2 separate regions of the Homo sapiens genome follow, and region 2 is linked to region 1. A link is a contact called in ENCODE Hi-C or POLR2A ChIA-PET data. All regions are on one chromosome and are shown on one strand. Each heading gives the region's core, a stretch centred on a gene start or an enhancer-like site at or near the end of the contact. The rest is flanking DNA. Distances are from core to core; before and after follow the strand shown. Region 1 holds the start of ACSF2 (acyl-CoA synthetase family member 2). Region 2 holds the start of LOC124904029 (a long non-coding RNA gene).

Region 1 (5,432 bases), core at 1,576-4,075:
GCTGTGTGTGAGCAGATCGGAGAAAACAGAGGACGAAAGTCCAAGCGCATTCCTCACCATGGCACTTGCAACACCGAATAGTGCTCACCTTGATTTATTTCTCCTCCTACGAGGCTGCAAGTTCCTGGCAGGGTGAGGACTGAGTTCTGTGGCCTCTATATGCACAGCATGTGCTAGCATGACGCAGAATCTGTTCTCAGGAATGTTTGCTGATGGTTTCAGCCCTGAGGCTTCTTTTTTCATTTTTATTTTTATTTTTTTGAGATGAAGTCTTTCTCTGTCACCCAGACTGGAGTGCAGTGGTGCAATCTCAGCTCAGTGCAACCTCCGCTTCCCAGGTTCAAGTAATTCTCCTGCCTCAGCCTCCCAAGTAGCTGGGATTACAGGCATGTGCCACCACGCCAGGCTAATTTTATATTTTTAGTAGAGATGGGGTTTCTCCATGTTGGCCAGTCTGATCTAACTCCTGACCTCAAGTGATCCGCCCACCTCAGCCTCCCAAAGTGCTGGGATTACAGGCATAAGCCACCATGCTTGGCCTTTATTTTTATTTATTTATTTTTGACATGGAGTCTCCCTCTGTCACCCAGGCTGGAGTGCAGAGGTGCAGTCTTGGCTCACTACAACCACCGCCTCCCAGGTTGGAGCAATTCTCCTGCCTCAGACACCCTAGTAGCTGGTATTACAGGCACATGCCACCACGCCCGGCTGATTTTTGTATTTTTAGTAGAAACGGGGTTTCACCATGTTGGCCAAACCGGTCTCCTGACTTCAAGTGATCTGCCTGCCTGGGCTTCCCAAAGTGCTGGGATTACAGGCATGAGCCACCCACCCAGCCTTTATTTTTATTTTTTGAGTCTAGGTTTTGCTCTGCTGCTCAGGCTAGAGTGCAGTGGCATGATGACGGCTCAATGCAGCCTTGAACTCCTGGGCTCAAGTGATCCTACCACCTCTGCTTTCCAAAGTGCTGAGATTACAGGCATAAACCACCTTGCCTGGCCTGAGCCCTGAGGCTTCTGAAGGGGAAAGTAGGAGAGAAATCAGGTAAAACCATCACAGTCAGACAATAAGGGTGCAGGCACAAGGGAGTGGAAGGGGCAGAAAGAAAGTAGGCCAAACACTCAGAAAATCATCTGTCTGGATAAATGAGTCTCCTCCTGACACAGCAATAAGAATTTCTCTGAAGCTTGGTGCTCTCAGAGGTCCCAGGGCTGTAGCAGGTAAGTGACCTGTTTTGTTTATAGATAAAAAAAAGTCAAAGGTCAGAAATGTTGCCATGTGGCCTGATTTATTACTTATTTATTGGTTTGTTTGTTTGTTTTCTATTGGGCAGCCTCCTGAGCCAGAGTAGGCTGAGAGACTTCCCCTGTGGCCTGATTTAGTGTGATAAAATATGTACACTTTGGGAAGTAACTTTCCTCAGAGTCCTCCCAGCCTGAGGGGGCAGCCATGAGTCCAGAGGAGAGGCTTAAGAGACTAGGGGGTCAGGGGAGGGCCGAACTTGTCTAGGGAGACCCTGGGAAGTAGTGAGTGACTTCCCAGGGTCACTGGGAAGAGGACCCCACTGTCCTCATCTCAATCCCATCTACTGACCAGCCTTGATCCACTTAGTTTTCTCAGCAAATTAGGCAGAGTGATGTTAAGGCATTGCATGCTTTCTAGCATTCAGAAATCAGCAAGTTCAGAAAGTGTGATCTTGGAGTTCTAGCCAAAAAGGAGTCTGCATGTCCCTCCAACTCTTCCTACTTAGCCTTTTTAAAAACAAAAACAAATCTAGTTCTCTGAGACACAGCTTTGTTCTGACTTCTCCCTTTTCCATGTCCAGGCCCACACCCCATCTGATGTTGCTGAAAGTGCTGTCCTGACCATAGACTTAGTATCTGGCCGAGTTGAGTGGTAGGACAGGCTCAGTAGTGCACAGGGCTCCCCAGTGGTGCTGCTGAAGCTAACAGCCCTGATAACATGAGTGGCAGCCTGCTCTCTGTGTCTCAAGCACTTTCACATTTGCCATCTCACGGGGTCCTCCCAAGGACTGGTCACACCGGGAAGGCAGCTTTACTTACTGTGCTGCTGCAGAGGCAGTGAAGCTACTGGGAACTGAAATCCTCTGCCTGCCAGCTTCCATCCCACCCCTTGCACTGAGGACAGAAGGAAATAGGCCCAGGAGTAGGCAGCAAAGAATTAAAGCCATGTTAGTGAGCAGCTGATGAGGAGACAGGAGACTGCTAAGTTTAGTGGCCTGGGTCGGGGAGACTGGGGCTGATCCCCAAGTTTGCCCATGAAGGGGTTCCAACTCAGAGGCAGTGTCCTGGGGGTACAGCCCAGGCCTTGGCCCTTGCCCCTCCCCATCGGAATATTCTCCTTAAAGCCCACACTCCTTGCCCTCTGTGCCCATAAAGGAGAAGGAATCGAGAGTCTTGGACCAGAACTCGAAGTCACTGCAGCCACCAACCAAAGCCCCCTCCCCACCCAAGTCCACCAGGCCAAGCCAGCTTTTCCTATTGCCTAGGTGCTGGCGGGGGGCGGGGGAGGGGCGGGTACCTTCCCCCCAGTGCACTCGTCCAGAGGTGGGGCTTCCGAAGCTCGCCGGGACCTCCAAGTTCCTCTCCCGGGGAACTGCCCCGCCCCCTCTCTTCCCGCGGGGGGCCAGTACCTGAGGAAGCGGACACCCTGCAACCTGGCTTCCTGCCAACTCCGAGAGAGGGCGGCCCGGGCCCCCAGCACCCCCGAGCTCCCGGCGCACAGCCTCCCCAGGCGCAGCATCCCGACGTAGACAGCCATGGCTCGCTTTGCCCTGCGTCCCGGCCCGAGTAAACTTTTAAAGTGAGCCGGGGCGGGGCGGGCGCGCAGCGGGCGGGGAGGCGGGGAGGGTGGCCTCTGCCTATGGGGTGCGGCGGATTCGGTCTCCGCCGGCGGGGCGGGGCGGGGCGCGGCGGCGGCGACTTCGCGCGGGGCCACCTTCCCCTCCGACCCCGCGGCCCTCCCCCTCCCACCCTCGAAGAATAGCCCTGGTTTCCTCTGGATCCGAAGGCCCCAGCTGCAGTCCGAAACAGATCTTCCTCGCGACCATCCTCAGGGGCCTGGATGTTAGAAGCGCAAAAATTTGTTGATTTCCTAGAGGGAGAGCCAGCAGCACATCCGTGAGGGGCCAGATGGCAAGGTCAAGATCCATCCATCCCCTGCCCCCTCGGGTCACGTGCTGGCCCCGCTACTTGCGAGCCGGGGGCCAAAGGAGCAGGCGCGAAGCGTCCTTGAGGCATGCCAGCTGGAGCAGAGGGCCCCGCGGGGTTGGGGAGGCAGCCAGAACAAAGGGTGTCGCGGGTGAGCCCCCTGCGGGCCCGCTGGCGCCAGAGTCCCAGCTGAGGCCAGATGTCAGCTTCAGAAGGAACACCAGTTGTACCCCATCTCACAGGAGGCATCCTCCCATCCCTCCTCGGCGCCTCTGCCTTGACCTTCTGCACAGGGTTGGGGGCCGGACACGTAAGGTGGCCTCAGGGACTGGGACCTGTGTATTTCATCCTCCATCTGCCTGTCTTGGGGCCTGTGGCACAGTTCCCTGTGCTGCCCCAGGTGTGAATGGAAAGCAACCCTATGCCCCTCCTTAGGGTTCCTGAGGCCCAGGGGTGAGTGGGGTACTAAGACCTGGGCAGAGCTGCGGGACAGAGAAGGTGATAGCTCTGGTCCTGGCTAGGAAAAGTGGCACTGGGCACCAAAGAGTAGCACAGTTTATACCTGTTCCAGGTCCACACTGCCTCGGCCTAGCCATGACTCTTCCTCTAGAGAAGGAGCTGGAGAAGAATGGGGCAAAGGCCCTGGCAGTGTGACCTCCCCTCTCCTGACTGGAGGAGATGAAGTAAACCCTGCCAGGCAGAAGGGGTGGCTGAGAGTGGAGCCTGGCCTGAGGTGACCTTTGCCCTTATCTGGGAACTCTGGCTCCACTTGGGTCATGAGAAGGAGTCCATGCTGGGCCTCTTTATGATCTTGAGCGTGACCTCAAATCCTCCCTGGAACCCCGGTTCCTAGGGAGGGTCCCCACACTTCAGTTTCTGTGGGGTTGGGGCAGGAAGAGACAGAGGAACAAAGAGATCACCGGAGGCTGGGCCTGCAAGGGTGTGCTTTCCTAATTAGACTAACTGTCTTTGATAGCGGACCAGGGAATGTGGAGGGCTGGGGCATTCACAAGTCTGGGTTCCCAGCCGTGGCTGGCAGGCTTAGCCTCTAGCATGCTGGGTGACCCTGGGTAAACCACTGTCCCTCTCTTGGCCTATGAAGTGTGGGGTGGGTACTGATCTTGTAGGTCCTTCCACTCTTCTGGCTAGTTTGAGGGTCAGTCCTAGAGTGGGAGAGAAGTGAGTTCCTCCTTGAACTTTGCTCCAGCCTCGGCTTTTCAAGACACTGGGCTTTCCTGACTCTTCCTAGGTGCACAGGCCGTGGCATCATAGCCATCAGTTTCAGGGTATCTTGTACATGCCAGGCTCTTCAAGGACATTTTCTCTGACCCTCACAAACACCCTGCAAGGAACAGGCATGGCTTGGAATGTGTCTTTGTTTTTATGGATGAAGAAACTGAATCCCAAAGAGGTTCAGCTTCTTAAACATAGGCCAAAGCTCTGCCAGTAGTCTCTTTGTGGCTTTGGGCAAGTCACGGGGCCTCTCCAGCCTCGTTATCTGTCAAATGGGGATAATAATACCAACTTCACGCAGAGGGCTGGGTAAGAATTGAGTAGGTGGCACAGAACTGGTAGTCGGCCAGTTTTCAGTGATTGTTTCTTTTTCCATCCTCTCCTTCCTCTTGTGTCTTCACTCTAAGACCTTCCTCTGTGTAGGAATTGCAAACCTTTTTTAGGAGGGAGAATTGTTTTATTTGTGCAAAGCCCTGGTAGGCACTGGTTCTGTGGATGGGGAGGAGGGCTGGGAGAAAGTCAAGACGGCTGGTGGAAGTCCGTGAGTCATGGTGGGGGAATCACGTTGACCCGCATTCTTTGGCTAGTATAAGGAAGTGGGGAGCAGGGCAGTGGGCCATCCAGGCTCTCCAGCTTCCCTTCCCTTCCCTTTAACCAATTAAATTCCCCGTTGCTCCCCAAGGGGCCTTCTGCCTGAGCCATCACATCTCCTTTATGCTGCATGTGACTTGCATGATTTATGGTCCCTGTAATTTGGCTCATGCCATTGGCTACCATGAGAAAGCCCTTATTCCCGCCCCTTTGCCCATGTCTTGCTTCTGTGCTTCAAAAGCAGGCTCAAAATGTAAACACCATTTATTGATTTTTTTTCTTTCATAACATCAACCTACAGAAGACCTAGTCACAGTTACAGAATAGAATGTAAATGTAAGTATCACTAACTTTGGAAGTTACATCTGATAGTAGTTGAGAGGGAAGGGGTGGGGGAGAGTATAAAATAAAAAAAAAGGGTATGTCATTATGTACAAA
Region 2 (5,579 bases), core at 2,970-5,469, 520 kb before region 1:
TTGTATTTTTAGTAGAGGTGGGGTTTCACCATGTTGGCCAGGCTGGTCTCGAACTCCTGACCTCAGGTGATCCACCTGCCTCGGCCTCCCAAAGTGCTGGGATTATAGGCATGAGCCACCACGCCCAGCCCACTTGCTTTTCTTCCTATTGCCTTTTTGGGAGTAAAATCCTTTTTGAAATCTGATGACAGCTATATGATCCTTATCCTGGAACAAGGCTCCTACCTTCAATTTCAAGGAGTTTGTGGGTACCAGGTGCTCATTCATGGAGAGAATATTAAGGACACCTGCCCACAGGGAAGCAGAACCAGATGGGAAGAGGCTGAATCAGCCTGCCCTCCTTCCTCTGACCCCTGTGTGATCACCCTGTGACTGGGGTGCGGTGTGTGTGGGGAGAGGGAGGTGAAGGCGGGATTGCCAAAGGCAGAGACATCTGCCCTTTTTGGACAGCTGCCATGTGAGCACGCCCCTGTGTGCCCTGAGGTGGGCAGCTGTGCCAGCCCACGTGCCGAGCCTCACTCATCACCTTGCAGATGGGTGGCCCTGACTCAGCTGGCTGGATACCAGCTGTGGTTGTCCCATCCCAGAACATACTTCCTGTGACTGAGTGACCACCACACTTACCCAAGCATACCTGCCCCTGAAAGCAGAGGAAGGGGCCCAGAGGACTCAAGAGCTGGCCTTTTGTTCTGAGTTCTAGAATGCCGTGATGGTGGAGGAGGGGAGTGGAAGAGCTTCAAGATTTCAGGAACTTCCAAGTCCCTGGCTTTGTAGCATGTTGTAAAGACACGTGGGCCTCAGTTTCCCTGCTTATAAAATGAGAGCATTGGACTGGATGATTTCTAATAATCCATACCCATTGAGCATTTCTTTTTTTTTGAGACGGAGTCTCGCTCTGTCACCCAGCCTGGAGTGCAGTGGTACGATCTCAGCTCACTGCAAGCTCCGCCTCCTGGGTTCACGCCATTCTCCTGCCTCAGCCTCCCGAGTAGCTGGGACTACAGGCTCCCGCCACCACGCCCGGCTAATTTTTTTGTATTTTTAGTAGAGATGGAGTTTCGCCATGTTAGCCAGGATGGTCTCGATCTCCTGACCTCGTGATCCGCCTGCCTCGGCCTTCCAAAGTGCTGGGATTACAGGCGTGAGCCACCGCGCCCGGCCCGAGCATTTCTTACGTGATAGGGTCTTCATGTCCATTCTATCATTTAATTCTTTTTTATTTTATTTATTTATTTATTTATTTTTGAGATGGAGTCTGGCTCTGTCGCCCAAGCTGGAGTGCAGTGGCACATCTCAGCTCGCTGCAACCTCCGCCTCCTGGGTTCAAGCGGTTCTCCTGCCTCAGTCTCCGGAGTAGCTGGGACTACAGGCATGGCTAATTTTTGTATTTCTAGTAGAGACGGGGTTTCACTATGTTGGCCAGGCTGGTCTGGAACTCCTGACCTCAGGTGATCCTCCCACCGGGGCCTCCCAAAGTGCTGGGATTACAGGCATGAGCCACCACACCCAGCCTATCATTTAATTCATGCAATGCCCTAGGAGAGAGGGGCTGTGATTATTAGCCTCACATTACAGCTGAGGAAGCTGAGACTCAGAGAGTTTAAGTAACTTGCCCAGGGTCGCGAGGCCAGTAAGTGGAAGAGGGGTGGGTCCCCTGCCCAGGTCTGACCCAGCAGCATCGTTGAGGATGTCAGTGACGCAGGTGAGAGGCTACGAGTGTCCAGGAGAGTAATGCAAGGGTGACCTGCGGAGGGAGGAGGGGCAAGATCAGGCACCCCGCCCAGTGTGGGGAGCGGCTGAAGATGACTCGGAGGTTTGGAGGGTGGCGGTGCTATTAATAGAAATAGGGAAGTCAGGAGGAGGAGCCGGTTTAGGGCTAGAAGATGATGAATTCATTCTTAGGCATGTGGACACGGATTTGCTGACAGTGGGACCTTTAGGCCAAGATCCAGCCACAGTTCAATTAGGAAAAATCAGCACCTACGAAGTACCTCTAAACGCCAGCAACAGCCTTACCAAGATCAAATCCCCAAACCACTCACACGGCAAGGCTTCCCAAGTCACTGGCTGTGGGCTGAGGCTGCAGTGATGAGTCTGCAGCAGCCATGCCCACGGCTCAGGTTCAAGTCCTGCACTGACCACTGGGGGTCACCGCTGGCGCGCAGACCTGGTGCAGCCGTCCAGGGGGTGCCTGCGGCAAGGCCGACCTAGGGGAAGGGGCGCAGTGGGTTTCAGGGAGCCAGGCTCCCCCTCGACAGGGAGGCAGAGATCTCTTCCTCCTCTTACAGGGGTGGGAGGGAGAGAGGCTGGCAACTGCTTCTTCCAGGCTGTCATCTGGCAACAGTTTTCAGGGCAGCCTGATTAACCTTGAATCTAGTTCTGTTGACGTAGCACCAGGGGAAGGGTGAGGGAGCAGAGCCCCCTTCCCTGAGTTGGCAATGAAGCTCTAGGGGCCTGCCTGGGGGACATCGTGTCCGGGGCAACCGGGGCAACCAGGGCCTGCGACCTGGGGCAGTGGAGCCTGGGAGCTGAGTCCCAGCTGTTCCAAGCCTCATGTCTCCCCTGGCATCTGCGTCAGCAGCTCTGCCCTTTGACTTTTAATTCCCAGGAGAGGAGGGTGGAGGCAGTCTTGGCCATCGGGACTAATTATTTGTGATTCGATTCAACCAGCAGTTTATTGGGGTTTGGACTGGCTTCCTGCTCTCCTCTCAGCCTCCCACACCCCAGCTTTATGGCCCTGTTCTCCTTCGGAAGCTGAGAACAGAGAGCAGGAGTGGCTCTGCAGCAGACACCCCGGTTCCTCTTGGTCTCCTGATCTCGGGATGTCCTGTGGGAAGTTAAGCTTATAAAATGCTTTGAGTCCCTAGAGAGAGGTGGCCCCAAGCTCATGCCCAGCCCAGGCCCTGGGCCCTCCTAGGCCGGCCTCCTGTTCTACCTGGGCTTGTTCGGACCTGTCCCCAGGTGGGCCGGGCTGGGCCAGGAGAGGGGCGCCAGCCTCCCAGCTGTCCAGGTTAGGGGGTGCAGGGCTCAGAAGGGATGGGGGTGGAGCAGGCACCGTGGAACCTGCGAGGCTCCCAGGCCCCAGGGCCCCTGTCAGCGTCTACTGTCCCTCTATATTCGGCCACAGCGTTATTGCCATGTCCTCTCGGGACAGGCAGCCAGCCCGACCCATGATGTCTCCTCCAAGGGCCTGGACTATTTTGGAACCAGCCTTGGGGGTGCTGGGGGAGGCCGAGGTGGGGTTTAAGGGAAGATTGCCTCGCGGCTCCCGGTCAGGGATGAGCAGAGGGTGTGTGGCATGGGGAACTGGCCCCTAGGCCCTTCTCAGAATTCCCAGTACAGTTACGTGAATGTTCCTTCTGCTCAGGTTTCCTGGGGATGCCTAGGCTGGGGCCTCAGGGGCTGAGTCTGGGCAAGAACCCAGCCCCTCCTCCCCCCGGGAGAAGCTTCCAGCTGTTTAGATTCATCCCTCAATTAAAAAACATTGCCCCCCTGTGCCAGGTTTCACCCAGAGCCACGTACAAGCTAGCCCAGTGGGTCTCAGCCTTTCGGATTTCTCACATCACTAACATTTCAAAAAAATAAAAAAATTTAGGATCTGACGTCGTCACCAGTTTTGTTTTTGCGACAGAGCCTCGCTGTGTCACCCAGGCTGGAGCGCAGTGGTGCCATCTCAGCTCACTGCAACCCCCGCCTCCTAGGTTTAAGCGACTCCTGTGCCTCAGCTTCTCGAGTAGCTGGAATTACAGGCGTCCGCCACCATACCCAGCTAATTTCTGTATTTTTAGTAGAGATGGGGTTTCACCATGTTGGCCAGGCTGGTCTCAGACTACTGGCCTTAAGCGATCTGTCCACCTCGGCCTCCCAAAGTGCTGGGATTTCAGGCATGAGCCACCACACCAGCTAGTCACCAGTTTTTTTATTTTGCTGAGTTTGAGGTCATTAAAAGGAAATGTCAAAGGAAAGGTCCTTTTGTGCTCACACACACAGACACACACAGACACAGACACACACACACAGACACACACACGATTGAAAATACAAAGCTCAGATAAAAGGACAGTCTTTTGGATTGAGTAAACCTAGCTTTAGTAAAACCTCACTATATTGTCCTTATTTTTCTCATTTTGCTGCTGGCAGATGAGAACATGGCGATGGCTGGCACTGGGCACCGGCTGAGGGACTTGTGCTCCAGGAACTGTTGGTCTTGCCACTCCTCCGCCTGGGCCCAGTGCCAAGGGCAGCCAGCTCTGCTCCGGGGAACCCCTCCCCAGCACGTATCTCCCAATCTCTCATGCACCGGTCACTGCCACTTTTGCTTCTATCTTCCTGTCCTCCATGCCCCTCCCCCAATATTTGCAGGAGGGGGAAGGTGGGGAGCAGGCTTCACACAGCTCCCAGACTAAAGATGGCACCGCTAGCCGATCACTGCAGCCCAGAGTCCACCCATGGGGAAGTCACACGTCGCCCGCTCCTTGGAGGGGGTCTCTGCTGTGGAAGGTGCTGGTCTGGGCAGGGTCAAGAATTCCAGAGTGGCCACCGCTTCCTGGCCATGGGATCTGAGATGAGTCCCAGAACCTCCTTCCTTGAGCTTCAGCTTCTTGTTCTATAAAATGGGCATATTAACTCCTCATCACAGGGCTGGTGCAAGGGTGGTGTGAGTGACAGAATGTTTGTGAAAGTCCTTGCTGAGCTATAAAGCTTAGGTAGGGGTAGTTATTATTACGATGGGAAACTAGTAAATGGCTGAAGAAAGAGCAGCCCAAAAGCTGACCTCAGCCTCTGGGTACGAAGACAGTGCTCACACCCACCCCCAGGTCTGTGATCTGGGGCCCCTCCAGCCCCACAGAGGAGCAACGCCAGCCTGACCCCATGAGTCAGCAATGCCAGGGCTGGACCACGGCATTCTGGAAGTCGGAACTAGGCCTAGTCTGTGTTGGAGACAGGGTCTGCTGTGTTTTTGGAGAGAGGGTCTGCTTCTGTTGACTTGTAGTGGCCCCACTATGTGGTTATTGCAGCCGACGGCCCCTCAAATTGTAGAGAAGTGTGCGAAGGGCCTCCCCAAGGCGGAGCCCCTTTTGGATGGATGGAGGTTTGAGGATTCAAGGTGTTCGCGGAGGATCGGATTTTAAGGGCTGTCCCCGCCCCCGCTGTGTCACTGTGGGGCAGTGTGGGAAACACGCCCACCCATGTTCCTAGTCCAGTTCACCATTCACTCTAGCTGTGTGGCTGCCTCTCCCAGCCTCAGTTTCCTCATCTGTCAAATAGGGACAAGAGGCCTTACCTTCCAGGGCTGTTGTTAGCTTATTGGGACCCCATGCAACAGTCCCTGGAGGGTTTTCAGTCCAAGGGAGCCCCCTGCAGACCCTCCAGGAGGTCCTCCCCACAAAGGGAATCCAGCGGTCCTGAGGAAGCATGAGCCTGGGCTGCCTCCCCACCCAGAGTGGATCCCCCACCCAGCCGGCCTCCAGCGCCCTGCCCCCTCTCCCCACCTGCTCAGTAGTCTGGTCATGAAGTCATTGCCACCTTCCCCAGCCTGCACCCCCACCACCCCTGCCCCCATGCTGACATCCCATTTG

Evidence for each region. Hi-C counts contacts between places; a loop is a spot of excess contacts on that map. ChIA-PET counts read pairs that join two places held with the same protein, here RNA polymerase II (POLR2A).
Region 2: a map of gastrocnemius medialis shows a loop between it and region 1 (2.6-fold over the local background). The contact joins the enhancer-like site here to the promoter of ACSF2 in region 1. A Hi-C loop is called at or near these places in 1 of 168 maps with a recorded cell type or tissue (gastrocnemius medialis). POLR2A ChIA-PET finds 5 or more read pairs at or near these places in 1 of 52 experiments (activated CD4-positive, alpha-beta T cell).

What each region holds. Positions count from the first base shown.
Region 1 is chr17:50,423,611-50,429,042 of GRCh38, reverse strand. It overlaps ACSF2 (acyl-CoA synthetase family member 2), which reads right to left and starts at 2,825. Exons shown (of 16, transcript NM_025149.6): 1 at 2,654-2,825. The coding sequence starts at 2,781. RefSeq lists a silencer at 2,693-3,012 and an enhancer at 2,749-3,293.
Region 2 is chr17:50,947,076-50,952,654 of GRCh38, reverse strand. LOC124904029 (a long non-coding RNA gene) reads left to right here and starts at 1,124. Exons shown (of 2, transcript XR_007065849.1): 1 at 1,124-1,702; 2 at 1,903-3,602. RefSeq lists enhancers at 474-975, 1,616-2,142 and a silencer at 2,013-2,307. Within about 2 kb of position 4,219, at least 22 of the 41 ENCODE cell types and tissues checked have a DNase peak (open chromatin) inside an H3K27ac peak, as active enhancers do; they include gastrocnemius medialis, where a contact is called at or near this core.